Regions from separate parts of the Homo sapiens genome. Here all the other regions are linked to region 4. A link is a loop called in an ENCODE intact Hi-C map of the cell type or tissue named here. Cell type or tissue: mammary epithelial cell. All regions are shown on one strand. Region 1 overlaps IL1RAPL2 (interleukin 1 receptor accessory protein like 2). Region 2 overlaps IL1RAPL2 (interleukin 1 receptor accessory protein like 2). Region 3 overlaps IL1RAPL2 (interleukin 1 receptor accessory protein like 2). Region 4 overlaps IL1RAPL2 (interleukin 1 receptor accessory protein like 2).

The links. Hi-C counts contacts between places; a loop is a spot of excess contacts. Peaks named below come from ENCODE experiments on the same cell type or tissue, not always from the same donor. Only the 100,000 strongest peaks of a DNase experiment are listed, where the experiment ranks them.
Region 1: a loop joins it to region 4, with 3 times the contacts of the local background. A loop is called at or near these places in 3 of 110 quality-filtered maps.
Region 2: it touches region 4 in a loop (2.3-fold over the local background); 4 of 110 quality-filtered maps call a loop at or near these places.
Region 3: it touches region 4 in a loop (6-fold over the local background); 4 of 110 quality-filtered maps call a loop at or near these places.

What each region holds. Positions count from the first base shown.
Region 1 is chrX:105,482,070-105,484,569 of GRCh38, reverse strand. IL1RAPL2 (interleukin 1 receptor accessory protein like 2) reads right to left here. Exons shown (of 11, transcript NM_017416.2): 6 at 183-257. Among named protein-coding and RNA genes, the nearest start is that of TEX13A, 260 kb to the right of the region's middle. In mammary epithelial cell, no CTCF peak of the experiment used is centred here; a DNase peak (open chromatin) is centred at 1,399; H3K27ac peaks cover 2,500 bases.
Region 2 is chrX:105,459,987-105,462,486 of GRCh38, reverse strand. The region is part of intron 5 of IL1RAPL2 (interleukin 1 receptor accessory protein like 2); the gene reads right to left. Among named protein-coding and RNA genes, the nearest start is that of TEX13A, 240 kb to the right of the region's middle. In mammary epithelial cell, a CTCF peak has its summit at 1,048; DNase peaks (open chromatin) are centred at 1,266 and 1,936; H3K27ac peaks cover 1,736 bases.
Region 3 is chrX:105,694,699-105,697,198 of GRCh38, reverse strand. All of the region lies in intron 6 of IL1RAPL2 (interleukin 1 receptor accessory protein like 2), which reads right to left. The region is part of intron 3 of LOC105373303 (a long non-coding RNA gene); the gene reads left to right. Among named protein-coding and RNA genes, the nearest start is that of NRK, 130 kb to the left of the region's middle. In mammary epithelial cell, no CTCF peak of the experiment used is centred here; a DNase peak (open chromatin) is centred at 1,518; H3K27ac peaks cover 2,166 bases.
Region 4 is chrX:105,313,379-105,315,878 of GRCh38, reverse strand. The region is part of intron 5 of IL1RAPL2 (interleukin 1 receptor accessory protein like 2); the gene reads right to left. Among named protein-coding and RNA genes, the nearest start is that of TEX13A, 94 kb to the right of the region's middle. In mammary epithelial cell, no CTCF peak of the experiment used is centred here; DNase peaks (open chromatin) are centred at 398 and 1,188; H3K4me3 peaks cover 475 bases; H3K27ac peaks cover 2,084 bases.

The DNA.
Region 1 (2,500 bases), 170 kb before region 4:
TGCAATACAAACTCATTTCCTTAAACTGCTATCGCACTGAACTCCAGGGTTATAAATGAGCAGAACACAAATTGATTTGCATGTAATAACAGTGGCAATAAACCTTTCCTGGTTCATGCAATTTTCCCCATCTGTTAACAGAGGGCAAGTTTAGGAAGTGTTATTCCAAGGAGGGGACTTACCCAGCTGGACATCTATAACACTTGGCTGATTCTCCATGGGGAACAATGGCTTGGGAGGCTTGTCTGTGAGTAAAGCTAGAAGAGAAAATGAAAGAAAGTAATGGAAAAATTGAGATAAATTACAGGATGAGAAAGATTCTATCATGTATGATATTTAATGTTTGTAGACTTGATGGTGTGTAAACATTTATTAGACAGTGTTCCTACTTCCTACTTGGGTTGTTACTCTATCCATACAATATCCATTTCCCAGCACATTTAGAGCACCATTGATTCACTGTAAATAGGCCATTTTGACAACTACATTTTCCAACAAGATGAAACAAATGGACTATTTTGGGTGGTTTTTATAAATTTGTAAGTATAAAGAAATATATATTTTAAAAGTATAATTGAGAAATAGTAAATCCTCATATATGCTTTGTAGTGGTATTCTCAATGAAATATTACCCTAACGGACATTTTTAGTGACATGAATCTTCTAAACCTCTGAATTATCCCCCACTCTCCACTGCAACCTCCAAAACAATATAATAAAGCAATGATATCTTCATTGGGATAATTGATCAAAAATACCAATTAAGCATCTTTTGTACTCCAAGTCTTGTGCTAGCTACTAAAGGGAAAGAAAGTAAAGTCTTTATCTTTGCCCTCAATTTATAACACAGGACTATGAACACAGGACTAGCACACCATAATAGAGAATGGAACATAGAATGTAGCATTTGAGCTATAAGGCTATATATAGGTGGTAAAGAAATGGAGAAAGGAGAGGTTAATATTCGCTGGAAGGTTTGGGGAAAGTTTTATGAAGAGAATGGATCTCCATACGAAACTTAAGGGATGGAGAAAATTTGGAAAGGCAGAGAGTGGAGAAGATTTGGAAAGGCAGAGAGTAAAGAAGAAAAGATTCTCAGAAGATTCTCAAAAAGATTTTCAAAAGATTATCAGGAAAGATTAACAACATAAACCAAGGCACAAAAGTAGAACTTCACAAGCATAATATGCTTTGAGGAAAATGAGCCTGATGAGAAGGGGTTTTGTGAGCACCATGAATTAAAAATGAAACTAGATAGATTGGATGGGGCTGAATTCTGGAGGACTCTGAGTAACAGGCAGAGGAATTTGGACATGATGTTCTAGGCTGGAGTGTCATTGTAGATCTTGAAACAAAAAATGACTCAAAGGAAGTGATGTCTAATGATGATTGGCTTGATATGTGGAATGGGCTGAGAGAAGAACAAAAACTAAGAGGTTGAGGAAACAATGCTGCAGTGTGTGGGGATGGGTGGTGGTGAGCAGTCACACCAGGTTGGAGTTTGGGGAATTTTTTTTTTTTTTTAATGAGAGGACAAATCTGAGAGGCACCTGGAAGAAAGAAATGAGAGGACTCAGTATGCAGATACATAATGTCATGTGTATTGTTGTCATAAAACAACCCTTACTTATATCAAACTATTGTTTATATCCTGAATTCCCTTTAACTGATTCTGTATTTATGTCTTGCTTCAAGTATCCAACTGAACTCTTACCTACTAAAAAGAAATGTTTTATACTTCTTTATAATTCACAGGAGGAATAGCATAGGATTGTGCTATAATGATTAAGCCACCATTAATTGACTAGCTTAGGAATTCCCTGCCAACATGAGAGAAGATCTCATACTATTTGAAGAATATTTAGAAGCGAAAGAGAGAAATAAAAGTTGATTACAGGACAGGTAAGGTTAGGGAACTATACAAATTTGGAGAGATTCCCAAAATAGTTGTTGATAATAAACAAATGCACCAGAAATATACTTAGGAAAGAGCTTTATGGCACATTAGCTTTCTCTTCCTAATACCTGAGCTGCCTGAAGTGGAAAAATTTCAGTGAATTAATTGCCTTCATTTTTCCAACACATCATTCAAGATGACATACAATATGTATTGTCCTTATGGAATTGAACAACATTTTTGTTTTAATTGACTTTGGCATAATTTAGACCTACTAATATAATGTCTAGTCTTCATTTCATAAATACTACAGTTACTCTTAATAATCTGATTTTTAAATATTATTGGAAACATGAGGGATCTACTTTAAAAAAAATGAATATGTTTGAATTTAAAATCCAGTTATATCAGATGTTCAATTTTGTTGTAGTTTGCTATTATTTGTAATAGTAAAATATTGGAAACAACCTCAATTTCTAATAGTAGGAGCCTTGTTACAATTGTGGTGATTTCATATAATGACATATTATGATACTGCTGTTTAAAATAATTAGGTAAATCTGTAGATTAGATATGAAAATATTTCCAAGACATACTGTTTAA
Region 2 (2,500 bases), 150 kb before region 4:
ATAAATAAGGCCAAAACACAATGCTGTTTATATATAAATTCCAAGCATTCCTCATTTTAACTAAAATGACATGGGGAATGCAAATCCATAGCTTCGGCAAATTTTTTTCCTTCTAAAAGTGATTCATCACCATCAGATTACTTTGCAATTTCATGAAATGGGCTTCAGTGGCATTTTGAAAAATTAGGAAGAGGGACTGCAACTAGAATGGAATAAAGAAAATATTACATAACCCCAAGTGAGATATTAATCTCTATCTAGATGGTCATTGTGCTTTCATTATAAGGAAACAAGGCCTCATGCAGCTCCTTAATAATCCAAATTTTGATGGCACTAAGCAGCCCAGTAATGAGAGAATTTGGGGACTATCCCCAGGCTGGAAGAATTAATGACGCAGTATGAAAGTTTTGCATGGTGGCAGGGGATAGCAGGGAGGAAGGATTGTGCAAACCAAGAGTACAGATAATGGTGGATGTTTTCCAGCATCCTCCTTATTCAAGAACCAAAAAAGCAGTATCTTTAACAAGATACATAGTGCTTCATTCCTATGCACTATACCAATTTACAAATTATATGCCCCCACACACATACAAACATGCTCCTATACACATTTACACACACTACTCTACACACACAACACACATATACCTACGTATGGCTTCTTTCTTCTGTGTGTCACATTAAGCATTTGCATACCTCTTGCCTATAGTTTACCTCACCCTCCTTTCTTTCTATTAAATTATACTCTGCTATTATTCCTCTTTATTTCTATTGCAGTGTATTTTTGACAGGATAGGATTGTTCTCTGAAATGAAAGGAAGTAATTCTGATGGAAGGATCAGTGATTTTTTAAAATACAGATTGCCTAAGAGAAGCTAGAAGCTTACTCTTCAGACAGCCTGAGCCTTTGGGCGGGGAAGAAAAGCAGGCTGAAATTAATGTATGCATATGTGTAGGGATTTGTGTTCAGATTTTTTTTAGGGCAGAATATACTCAATTTGGAAATGGCACTAACCCTTTCAAGCCACTAGGGTAACATTTAGTAAGACAGAAACTCTAAACCAAATAGATTTTGGTGATGATAAAAAGACTTAAAGGAAAAGTGTTCATGGGAGAAAGTCACTAGCACTAGCTTCCTCTTGCCCAAGTCCCTTATCCTATCTATATACACAGTTGAGCTGAAGGGGACTAATGTTCTTCTCTTCCTAGAAGGCACTAAGGGCAACTGATACTACAGAAAGAATCTGCAAAGTGTGGAGTGACTCATTTGGGCATCTACAGGACTTGAGACACTGGAAACTCCTTGAATGTCAGCAGCAGTCAGCAGTAATCACTGAGTGCTTACTATGTGCCAGGCAGTGTTTGATACTTTGCATTTATCATTTCATTTAATCTTCTTCTCCTCAATCACCTCAACGTAACATAGGAAATTCACATTTTCTACATAAAAAACTAGCAAATACATAAGAGAGAATAGACTTAAGCTCATGTCTGTCTGACTCAAGTGTCTGTGTTCCTTCAATCATATCTCTAGCAACAAACTAAAGTCACCCATTTTAACTACATTGTCCTTGTGTGTACACAGACATGGCTTTATCCTGGGTGAATGAGTGAATCATTGTCTGTTGTTTATCTGTTAATAGGTATTTGGATCGATAGGTGACTGTTTTAGCTATACATTTGTGTAAAACTTCGTGATCTGAAATAGGTTTCCCAAGAGATATTTTTTAAATGAAAATGAAAGGACTAGAAAACTTTTCTTGCCTATTGGTAACTAAACATTTTCAGATACTTTTGGTATGTTTAGCATTGTAATATTCTAGTGAGAGATCCCTGACCTTTAATTTCAGAGTGAGGGAAGAGAAAGGGTTACAAGAAGCTCATTACACAGCTTGCTAACCACCATTACTTGGAAAAATTCCCAGATGAACAGCATGCCATTATTTACGTGCTTATGTGATTAATACTCCATATTTGAGAGACCCAATGTAAAAAGAAGTGGTTCACATGTGCCTGGAAGGAAAGAAGGATGAGAGGGGGGAAGAACAGGGTAGAGAAAGAAAGAAAAGAATGGGGAGAAGGAAGAATAAAGGAGAGAGAGATGTAGAGAGAGAAGAAGAGTGAGAAGGAAAGAAGGAAGGAGACATGAAAGCATCAGGAGGCACTGTTTTACAATAAGACATACGATAAGATTTTTCAAATTGGGGATGTACTTCCTCTTACAGTTTTTGTCTCCTTCATTAAATAAGGTAGTCTATTCTTAAAACATTTTTGTGGTCACATGGAGAGCCTTGTAAAGAGGTGAGTCGCCTGCTTGTCCATTTATTATGAAAGAAGAAACAAAAGGAACTAAATTAGGGGATGGGCAGGTGCTGAAGACATAACTTTGCCTGCTTCACAATTTTGTCAAGATAGGTGCTGAGCAAGTATGACTGGCTGTTGGACAATCTGCTGGCAAAGGATTATTTAATATTCCAGGAGGAATTGTGGCATCCTGATT
Region 3 (2,500 bases), 380 kb before region 4:
AGTGGGAGTTGCTTGTGTCATGAGGACAGAACCCTTATGAAGGGCTTGGTGCCATTCTCGTGGTAATGAGCTCTCGAGAGCTCTATTAGTTCATGTAAGAACTGGCTATTTAAAGAGCCTGACATTTCCCCCCCTTTTTCTCACTTCCTCTCTCACCACAGGACAAACCTACTCCCCTACTTCCCCTTCACCTTCCTCCATGAGTAAAAGCTTCCTAAGTCCTCATCAGGAGCCTAGTAGATGTGGGTGCTATGCTTTTACAGCCTGCAGAACCATGAGCCAAATAAACTTATTTTCTCAATAAATTACTTAGTCTCAGGTAGTCCTTTATAGTAATGCAAAGTGGACTAACATAGCCACCTAAAGTAAATACCCTGTTTTAGCTACACCTGGCTCCCAGAAACCCGTATCCAGGGGTACCTGGCTAGGTTTTTCCTGGTCCCCGGAGAGGAAACCAGATAACAGGGCTAGCCTATGTTATCCTTAAGGTGAGCCCTAGGTATTCACATGTGCCCTAAGTCACAGTCTTCTCCCTGCCATGTTTACAAAATTCTTACAAATTCCCTCATGGATGGATTTGAACTCCAGTCCATTTGGCCAGGACCATGACACTCTAATTTTTTCTAGTCCCTCGATTTTATTACTTTTGTGGGGGGGGTGGATGTGGTGTCCTATATTTATTCATCGTCAATAAACACATTGTTAGCACTTCATCTGCTTTGAAGTATTACCAGTCCTAAACACCAGATTGGTGCTCCTTGGCTATTTACCATAGTCCAGATCAACCACATCCCTTCAGATAGCACATCTCTTTAAATAAGACACACTGGAATGATCGCTAACCATCCAGAATCATGCCCTCCAGCTGTGCCAGGCCCCCTCACCCTAGTCCTGGGCTGACCTATCCTTTCTGTTTTACTGATTTATGTGGCTAAAGCGCCACATGTCTCAAAATTTTAAAATGACCAATTTGATACTGTTTTTATTCAGTCATCTATGATTCTCGTTATTTAATGTGTTATCCTTAATGTCTCTACCTAGATTATGAACTCCTTCAAGAAGGGAACCATTTCCTGTTCTTACATCTTTGCACATTCCTAGTACATACTGAATATTAGCAGGCTGCATTTAAATTTTCCAGAGCAGAGTCAGGATACATGAGGTGGGGAATTAAAAGGATTGGGAGAGAAGTCACAGTTAAGTGGGAATCTATTTCCCAGTCCTCTAACTGTCCTCCTGGCCTTAGATGAAACATCATTAGAGAATATTGTATGCAGACATTGCAGCACAGGTGAAAGAGCAATTGACTAAGAACATGGCATTTGAGTTAGGCAGAAAAGGATTTGATCTCTGGATTCAATTTCCAGCTTTCTCACTTTCTAGTTGTGGGTATTTGGTCAAGACACTTATTCTATTCACCTTAATTTCTTCATTTATACAATTGTGAAGGTAGTAGTATCTATTGTACAATGTTTTGTGATGACTAAATGATATGGTACGTTAAGATGCCTAACACAATGTCTGAGTCATAGTAATGCTCCATAAAGGGTAGCTTTTATGTTGTTACTATAGCTACTTTTTTGTAACTTGAGGCCTAAACACACCATGAGTTTCTATGCATGGATAATACATACCAAGGAAGCAGCTGCAATTCTATTTTTAGATTATTTTCTGTAAATTTCCAATTATAATAATAATAGCAACCAGCATTTATTGAACACTTATCCTATATTGGCTAGATTTCCTACCGTAGGAAAAAGTCCATAGGCTAATATCATCTAGCTGTAAGCCTCATGCAAATAATATTCATGCTCTAAAAGACATGATCTTCTGTATTTGGTGGCATGAGGATTTCCAATCTGAAAGTTTCCTTTGGATCTGACACATTTTTCCCTGAAAATACGATACCTCTTTTTGTTGCTTAACTACCTCATGTATCCATTGATTTATAAAATGTTACAGTCCTTGTCTACAATGATTAGACAAAAAATTAGAATAAGTTTTTTACATGGAAATTCAAAGTAGGATCATTTAGAAGCAGTTTTTTGATAACTTTAAGAATGGCACCTACCATATTTGTCTTTGCAATTTTCAAGATACCATGTGGGGAGATATGTACACTGTTGCTAAGGAAACTAGCTACATGATATAATAGCTCTTAAGAAATGAAGCTAACCTTCCTCAACTTTCAGTGTTCGTTGATTCCTCAGCTCACTAATGATTCACAAGGAGATAAAGAGGAACTAGTCTCATTTCCAGGGGAAAAATGCCTTAAAGGTCATTTTTCCTTTACAAATCACAGCCTCCCAAATGAAATCTTAATCAATTCATCATATTATGTGTAGTGTTCTATTGATGTGATTACTAAAAAGTGGCTTATTTGGATCTGCCTTTTTATTATTAGTTTCTCCTTTGATTTTTCTATATTAGCTGACATGGAAGGTGTTGATGTTGCTGTACCAGTTACATAAAGTCACAAGAATAGAAGTGAACAAGGGTA
Region 4 (2,500 bases):
ACAGAAAACAAATTAATGGTTGCCAGGGGCTAGGGAGAGAGGGAGATGGAGAGTAACTGCTTAACTTTGCATCCTTCAATCACAAATTAGTGAAAAGGAGAGACTGGCATAGCCTCCCAGCCTACATCTTTCTCTCATGCTGGATGCTTCCTGCCCTCAAACATCAGACTCCAAATTCTTCAATTTTGAGACTCGGGCTGGCTCTCCTTGCTCCTCAAGCTTGCAGACAGCCTACTGTGGGACCTTGTGATCTTGTAAGTTAATACTTAATAAAACCATATATATATATATATATATATACATCCATTAGTTCTGTCCCTCTAGGGAACCCTGACTAATAAAACAGGTATGGGGTTTTCTTTTGTGATGATGAAAATGTTTTGGAATTAGATACGGGTTATAGTTGCACAATATTGTGAATGTACTAAAGGCCACTGAATCATACACTTTAAAATGATTAATTCTAAATTATGTGACTTTCATCTCATTTTTTTTTAAAAAAAGGTAATAAATATTATGTGCCAATAGTATTATTTGAAGGACTGTCTCTTCAAAGTTGCCTTTGCCTGACATTAAGTCAGACTACAGAAGCTAAGAAAACATTACCACTTTCTGTCAGGGTAAAAGTGTTCCTCATCAGAGGTCAAGTTGTTCCCTGTTGATGGACCAGGCTGGTTTGTACGGCCAAAGCTACACAGAATAAGGATATCACTCTGGATGGGGGACTAACATTAATTATCATTTAGAACTTGTATTTCCACAAGTGGATGAAAGCACATATACTTTTGGCTGAAATTCCAATTCTCATTTTGGTCATTGTCCATTTTTAATATGTTAAGAGCCTCTCAATATATCAAGATTAAATAGTGAGGAGAAGAAAACTTCAACTTGATTGCCTATTTTCTACTAAATTATTTCTGTTCCAACAAATGGACTCATTTGACAATTTAAAAAATGATTGCAGTCTTTCAGCTTCTCATCCTTTCCCTCCCTTTTCCAGAGGGACTGATATTCTTCCCTAGAGAACTAGAATAAGATGGCCACTGAAATGTTGTAAACATTAGATACTTTCATGCCCTCCCATCTCACTCCATCCTGACCCCAGTTGCTACAGGCTATGTTTAAAGAGGCTCTTCTGTACCTGCAGCTGAATCATATAGCAGCATGATTTGCATTGGCTTACTGACCTTATCCTGGCTCCATCTTAGCTTACTCACCCTTAGTTTCCTTTTCACCCATTTCCACATATTTTATGTATTTTCATAAAATGACTCAGCCTTTTGGGAAATTAGGTGTGGTATAACATAATAGAAGGAAAAAATGGAGAATGATATAGTAAGTCAAAGGAGAACGCCAGATTGAAAAAAGTGCATCTGCCTCTAATTTGTGGTGTGATCCGACACAGTCTGGCTTAGCCTGTTTGGTCTGCTTGATTGTCCGCAGCTACAGAAACTACCGTGTTGATACATACAAAGAAAGGCTCTTTTAAAAGCCCAGAGTATGTCATGCTGAGCATCATCCTTGAAAACAGCAAGATCGACTAGAGGGTAAGTTCACTACCAAATACCACCAATATTAGTGATTTTTTTTTTTCAAGCAAATGGGAACAAATTGTAGGTCCTGGTCTTGGAAGAAGCCACTAAAGGAGACAGTGGTTTAAGAGATAACATTCCACTTTGCCACAGTTAGAGACATTCATTGTAACATTTACTTTTCTCTTCATCTAAGATAATCTAATTGAGATTCTGAAGGCTTTTAAACTGAAATGATTCATAAAAGATTATGATTTAGTGTATTCAGAAAACTCATTAACAGGGCAATTTAGATAAAGGAAGCACAATGTGTCAGATAGATTTTGATTATAATTTACTTGGGCTAAAATCTACATCTGCAAATGAATTGCTACATAATCCTTGCTGATGCCATAAGAACAAAAGTCCACTGCCATAGGGTTTTCTAAAGTAACCTCTCTTTGATAAGAAGTATGGCATTAAAAATGTGAGTGTATGGTGAGCTCTGTGTTTCCCCACCCCTCCATTCCCGCACTCCCTCATGCCATAAATTTATTTACCTAAACTTTGGTGAGTAACAAAGCAGTTATGTTATTAAACTGTACAGTAAATCATCTACATTCACATGTCCTAAACAAAATCTGTAAAAAAATCACTGCAAAAGGAGGTTATTGAGACTATTGTGAAAGATCTTTTTTGTGTGTAAAGAATAGTTAACCAAAATGTAATATTACTGGTAGGTACCTCTAGTTGCCCTGTGCATGACATGGAAGAATAAACAAATGGAGGGGGGCACAAAGTGTAACAGTGAGATGCATCTCTTTAGGAGCTCAATGGTTTAACTGCAAATGTTCTTACCAAGATGCATCAATAGACCTTACAACTCTAATTTTTCTCTGCTTTCTACTAGGAGAAGAAATGTGGCTAAAAGATGGAAAGGATCGAGTCCTGATGTTTGTCCCTGTTTCTGTTGAAGTCATTCTGTGACC